Linked DNA regions of Mus musculus: region 1 is linked to region 2. A link is a loop called in an ENCODE intact Hi-C map of the cell type or tissue named here. Cell type or tissue: left cerebral cortex. All regions are shown on one strand. Links, peaks and the distances in the headings refer to the core of each region. The heading gives the core; the rest is flanking DNA. Region 1 has its middle 76 kb from the start of Pitrm1. Region 2 has its middle 51 kb from the start of Gm40658.

The links. A loop is a pair of places that touch in the nucleus more often than their neighbours do. Peaks named below come from ENCODE experiments on the same cell type or tissue, not always from the same donor. Only the 100,000 strongest peaks of a DNase experiment are listed, where the experiment ranks them.
Region 1: a loop joins it to region 2, with 8 times the contacts of the local background. A loop is called at or near these places in 20 of 42 quality-filtered maps.

Annotation. Positions count from the first base shown.
Region 1 is chr13:6,470,507-6,473,439 of GRCm38, reverse strand. No RefSeq gene overlaps it. Among named protein-coding and RNA genes, the nearest start is that of Pitrm1, 76 kb to the left of the region's middle. In left cerebral cortex, for the core only: a CTCF peak has its summit at 1,594 (motif pointing right); DNase peaks (open chromatin) are centred at 1,587, 2,044 and 2,145; H3K27ac peaks cover 1,181 bases.
Region 2 is chr13:4,775,362-4,778,294 of GRCm38, reverse strand. No RefSeq gene overlaps it. Among named protein-coding and RNA genes, the nearest start is that of Gm40658, 51 kb to the right of the region's middle. In left cerebral cortex, for the core only: a CTCF peak has its summit at 1,258 (motif pointing left); a DNase peak (open chromatin) is centred at 1,257.

The DNA of each region.
Region 1 (2,933 bases), core at 101-2,600, 1.7 Mb before region 2:
TCCACATTTCATGCAGATGCAAGGGCTTATCTCTGGTGAATAATGAAGAGATAAATGTAAGAACAGTATTGGCAAGGGGCTCTACAAAGGGCAGGGGACATTCCTAGGCGAAGGGTAAACAGTGAGATCCAATGAGGACACTCTCACCTCAGAAAGAATCACTGGAGGCAGTGAGTTCTTGGGCTTAGGAAATGGAGATTAATTGGTAGAACATGCCTAGCTAGCATGCATCCCACTTGACGATATACGTCCACAATGCCAACATGTGCAATATGTAGACAGGAGGATCAGAAGTCCACTGTTATTCTTAGCTACATATCGAGGTCAATGCACACCTATGCTACACAAGACCTAGTATTAAAAAATGGATACAGACCATACTGTGCTCTCCTGTTCTAGCATTAAAAAAGAATTCCTCTGCTCCAAAGACAGTCTCTCATCAGGCAAGATGGTGATATCTTAGTTCCACAATGCAAAATCACCCACTGCACTATCATCATCTTGCATTTTTGAAAGATTTATTTGTTTTTACCCTATGTGTGCTGGTGTTTTGCCTTCACGTGTGTCTGTGCACCTTGTGCATGCAGCACCCAAAGTTGCCAGAACTAAAGTTGTGAGTCACCGTGTGGGTGCTCAGAATTGAACCCAGGTCCTCAGAAGGAGTAAGTAGCCAGCGCTCTCAACCACTGAGCCATTCCTCCAACCTCATAACTGTGATTTTAGTGAGAGATTAAGGAGAAAGGGATCAATCCAACCAACAGAAGAGTATGCACACATGTTTATTAATGATTCACTTATAATCCACATCTTTGCGGTCTGTGTTTGTGCGGGGAACATGCACATGACTCTTCCCACTGAGAATTCCTTATCACAAAGTCCTGCTTTCAGAATATGAAGAGCTATTAGGCCTCTTCTGTGTCTCGTGTTAGCTTTTTTTTTTCAGGATGCAGAGAAATGATGGCAGTACCCACTAGTTAGTTCATCATGCAAGGGTGTAGGCAGAAAGTCCCTGTGAAATGAAGGATGTTCAATTAATAATTCCCACGTTATAGTTGGCTTCATTAGGAAGTTATTACATAAAGAATGGAAGTTCATTTAAAGTTAAATACACACACACACACACACACATAATTTTATGCATAGGGCTCTGGGCTCCTTCCCTAGCACCGTGTGAACAAGGTTGTAATCCAAAGTTGCAAGGGAGTACGGAAGGAGCAGAAGTTAAAAGGCCTCCATGCTATATAATGAGTTTGAGGCTAGCCTGGGATATATGAGACACCACCTCAAAACAAAAGAAAGAACTTCTTGGTTGCCGTGACAACTCATAAACTCCTGGGGATAGGAAATCCATTTTGTCTGATGACCCAGGGAGCTTATCGCAGAGAGGATTTTGGATCAGGTTCATTGAGGTCAAGTGTTCTCAAGAACTTCAGATGCTCAAGGATTTATTTTATTTTACTATCTGCATATATTCGGGAAGACTCTAACACAAGGCAACGAAGTATTTACTAATGTTTTGAGTTCCTAGGAGCCAACCCTCATACTGGCATCCAACCAGGTAGAAGTGAAAGGATTGCATCTCGAGTAAGACACCACTAGGTGTCGCTACCTTCCTCTGAATGGGAGTCACCGAGGCCTCCTGCCATGCGGCTAAAATGAACTAGAGCAAAAATTGTGTTGATTTCAAGGAAAGCGTTCTTCTAATAATAATGAGATGGTAATTAGTAGGGGAAATGGCATAAAATTATTTCAGCATTTAGGAAAACTATGATTCTAAGCTACAGAATTTTTTATTTTTTGTTTGGAAGTTCATTCAGCGAATGTGCAAGAACTTCCGAGTTAATAGCATAGCCTTAATGAGGGAGGATCTCGTTTTTACCCCCTGTGGACAGAACCCTCGGATACTCTCCAGGGCAGTGTAAGGGTGATTTCTAATGGGTCTATAAGATTTCTAAAGGCTCCCACTTGGTCTAGCATAAGGACCCCATTCAATCCTCAGGTAGGCTGCAGGGCATATGGAGACTGACAAGCACTTAGCGGGCATGGACAGGACACCGGACACACCCCAGTCACCTCTCATGTAGCTGACCTCGATTTTACTGATCAGGTTGAAAACAAATTGTAACTTTTCCAAAGCCAAGTTCAAAGTCAAAGTAGATTTCGGAATGCAGGCTGTGTGTCTCTGGGATCCCCGCTGTTCGCATTATGCTTCATGTCTTCTGTGTTTGACCTTCAGTGGGCAACTATTAAGGGAGACAAAAAGGAACCAGAGGGCAGAAATAGAAGGGAACATTTCTTAGAAAACCCCTGAAAGAAAAGTAAACCAGACTAATGCTCTTCTTTTAATTTAGCCCTGTCGTTGCAGAGGTGAGAATTAGGATTTGCAAGGAGCCTCTTCTTTGAACCAATCCAAATAAAATGAAAAAGAGCTTGAGGCACGAGGCTGATGCTGTGTGACCTGAGAAAGTTGAGGCTGCTTCTTTGCATATGCAATGAGCAGCCAGGGTGTGAAAATAGACAGGATCGGGCCTCTCTTGGCTGCGGATTCCTAGCTGTGCCTCTAACACGTTCCTTTCATGCCTGCACCTCTTATACCATTATGCGGTTTGAGCCACATGCAGGAATAATGATTCAGCTTAGACTAGACACAAGGGCCAACCAGATTTGAGCTGATTTCTAAACCAAATCCCAGGTTTGGAAAATTACTAGTGTATGTCGCAGTTGCAATATATTAAGAACTTCTCTAAATGAACCACCATGAGTGGATGTGGTCTGACTCCCACCCTTGGGGTATCCACAGTAACCCTGCACAGTATGCGGAGAATTTCCCCTGTACTTTTCTTCTGCAGTGTGGCATTTGCTACAGGACCCTGCATTACCAGGAACCACAGCTCAGCATTCTTAAGAGAAATATTATTTGGTGTTTAGTGGAG
Region 2 (2,933 bases), core at 113-2,612:
GGTTTGTGAGCCATTAATGGACCACGTGAAGGCAAAGCTTAGCCTTCTGCTCATAATGAAAATGAAATACTATATTGGAATACCAGACAATAGATACCTCTAGGGTTTATATTCCTGACTCAGTTTCTCTTAATGTCACAGGACTTATGGGGGACATGCCACTTTACAGGCATTGTTTTCCCAGAATATCTTTTGTGGTTACAGGGAAAGCTTCACTGAGTCTGTTTTGCTTATACTTTCTATATAAGTACCAGAACATTCCAAACACTTATGAAGAGTACACAGAACTGATGTAATTATGGAGTATTTTGGGCACTCTGAAAGTGCATCTTTCTATGTTTTGGAATGGTGTATATAAACAACTGAAAAATATTTTGAGGAAATAAAACAAAGGAAATTTAAAAGAAAAAAATCTCAAAGATGGAAATTTTAAGGCATAAAAGATGCCACTTGCATGCATCCAAGATGAATTTTTGGATATGATGAGAGTTGAAAACATCTTCATTTCTTGAATTAAGACCATTTTTGTTTGTTTGCATTTTATTTGTTTGTTCATTTATTGTTTGGCAAAGAAAGATAGTGGCAAAATAGGATACAATGCTAGTTTGCAATGAACTTCCTCCTGATGTCCCAGGAGGTGCCCAAAAATGGGAGAATGATCCTTCTCCTTTCTGGTAGCCTGTGACCATTACAATACTTATTCCTCTTGGGTAGTACTCCACTGGAGTACACTGTATGGGGTACACTGTATGCTGAACTTTATCTGTTCACTAGTGACATTTATGAAAGGTATAATTCAGGGATAGGATAGGCTCTACTCAGAGTGTTTCAAATTAATCCATATTTTTAAATAATATATGTATATAATGTGTAGAAAATTGGTTTATAGAATCTAGTTTATATACTATATCAATGTACACACTGAATTATATTTTATCCACGTATTTAGCCAAATGTATGTATTCAAATAAACCAGTCATATCAGAAAGTCCACTATTTGCTGATGGAAATTTAAGTAACCCATTTTTGGTTTTTCTGTTCTTAGAACTATTGGCTTCTCCGAATTATATTCAGTGATTTTGATTTTGACAACAGACTATGGTAAAAATTATGTTTGAGAAACAAGAAAGGAAGTAATAAAAAAAAATCTTCTTTGAATAGTACATGGCTAAGTTCACACAATCGCCTACCTCCATTTCAGAGAAGAAAGGAACACTGCAGCTATGACCAATGTTGAGCAGACACCGCTGCCCCCTTCTGTCCATTTTCTGTAAGGAACCAATGATTCCTGGCCTTTTGTTGCACGAAACTTCTGAGGGAACTGATTTTGAAATTACAAACATGTGAGCCTCATCCTTAGAACATCTGAGGCTCAGCTGAAAAGCAAAGGATCCTTGGAAACATAGAATTAAGATATACATTTTTCATGTTGGTCTTATTAGTGTAATATAATCAGAATAAAAACATGGGCTTCATTTTTTTTTGGCTTCATTCTTAATAACACAATCAGAAATGGATACATTTTCTTTTGGGTTTAGAAAATTCTATTAGAAAGCTGTCAAGCTGACTCAGTAGGTAGAGACATCTGTCTGCATGCCTGACTTCAGCTCCATCCCTGGGACCCGTGCCATGGAAGAGAAGAAACAACTTCTGCAGTGCACATGTGCCTACATACATGATTACACACACACACACACAAACACACACGTTTATATATATATATATATGTATATATATATATATATATGTAATAAAATATAAACAAATAATATTTATATAATAAATAATACGCAGATGATAGATAGATAGGTAGACAGACAGACAGACAGACAGACAGATAGATAGATAGATAGACAGACAGACAGACAGATAGATAGACAGACAGATAGATAGATAGATAAAATATAACTTTAAAGGCATATAAGGGCTGGGAAAATGGCTCAGTGGATTACATGCTTATTGTGCAGGGAAATGAGCTGAATATGGTTCCTGACAACCCACATAAAGCGTCAGCTGTGTGCCTGTAATCTCAGTCAGGAAGGACTGTGACTTGCCTTCCACTAGTCAAACAGTAAGATAGGGTCTGTTAAGGACTTTGCCTCAAAGTATAAGGGAGAGACAATGTCACCCAACATGGAATTCTGGTCTCCGTGTGCACAGACAAATGTATCCATCATAAACATACATACGCTCATACATTATCAATATCTGTAAGTATATAGTATAGTGTACCTTGAAAGAGTGAATATAGTAAAATAACAGCTATTAATATAGTATTATATCTCTATATGTATTCATTATAGTCTAGTAATAGTAATCCAAACTAACACATTAATACACATACTATGTAAAATATTTAATATACATTGTAATATGCATATGTAGGCATACTTACATATCAGTGTAAATGTAGTTGTGCATGTGTCTTTGTAGTTTAAAGGCTATAGCATACAATGCAGTTTATGTATATATCATATATAATATACATACATATACAGTAATATACACCAAGTATACACATACACATTTGCATGCATTGTTCACTAACATCTGCATTTAGTGCTGTAATTTGTAAGAGCGTTATCTCAATTTGAAGTTTCAGTTTGTTTTCAAAGTTCACACAAACAAGCTTTTTTATTATTACCAATTATTCCAGTGTTTCCAGAGACAGGTTTGATGCAGCAAAGTCCTTTGATCCACAGACAAGCACAATCTGATTTCAGCCAGAAAAGGCACTGTAGTCAAATTCCTTTCTTACAAGTGATCTGAAAAATTCTATTGAACTCATTTGATATTTTCAGTTGGTGAAAAATGTAGGCACTACGATAGTTTTATGTTACACAAATTAAAAATTTGAATCAACAGTCATAATTTAGAAAATCAATAAAAAGAAAAAAAGGAACAAAATTATTCTGAAACTAATATAATCTTTC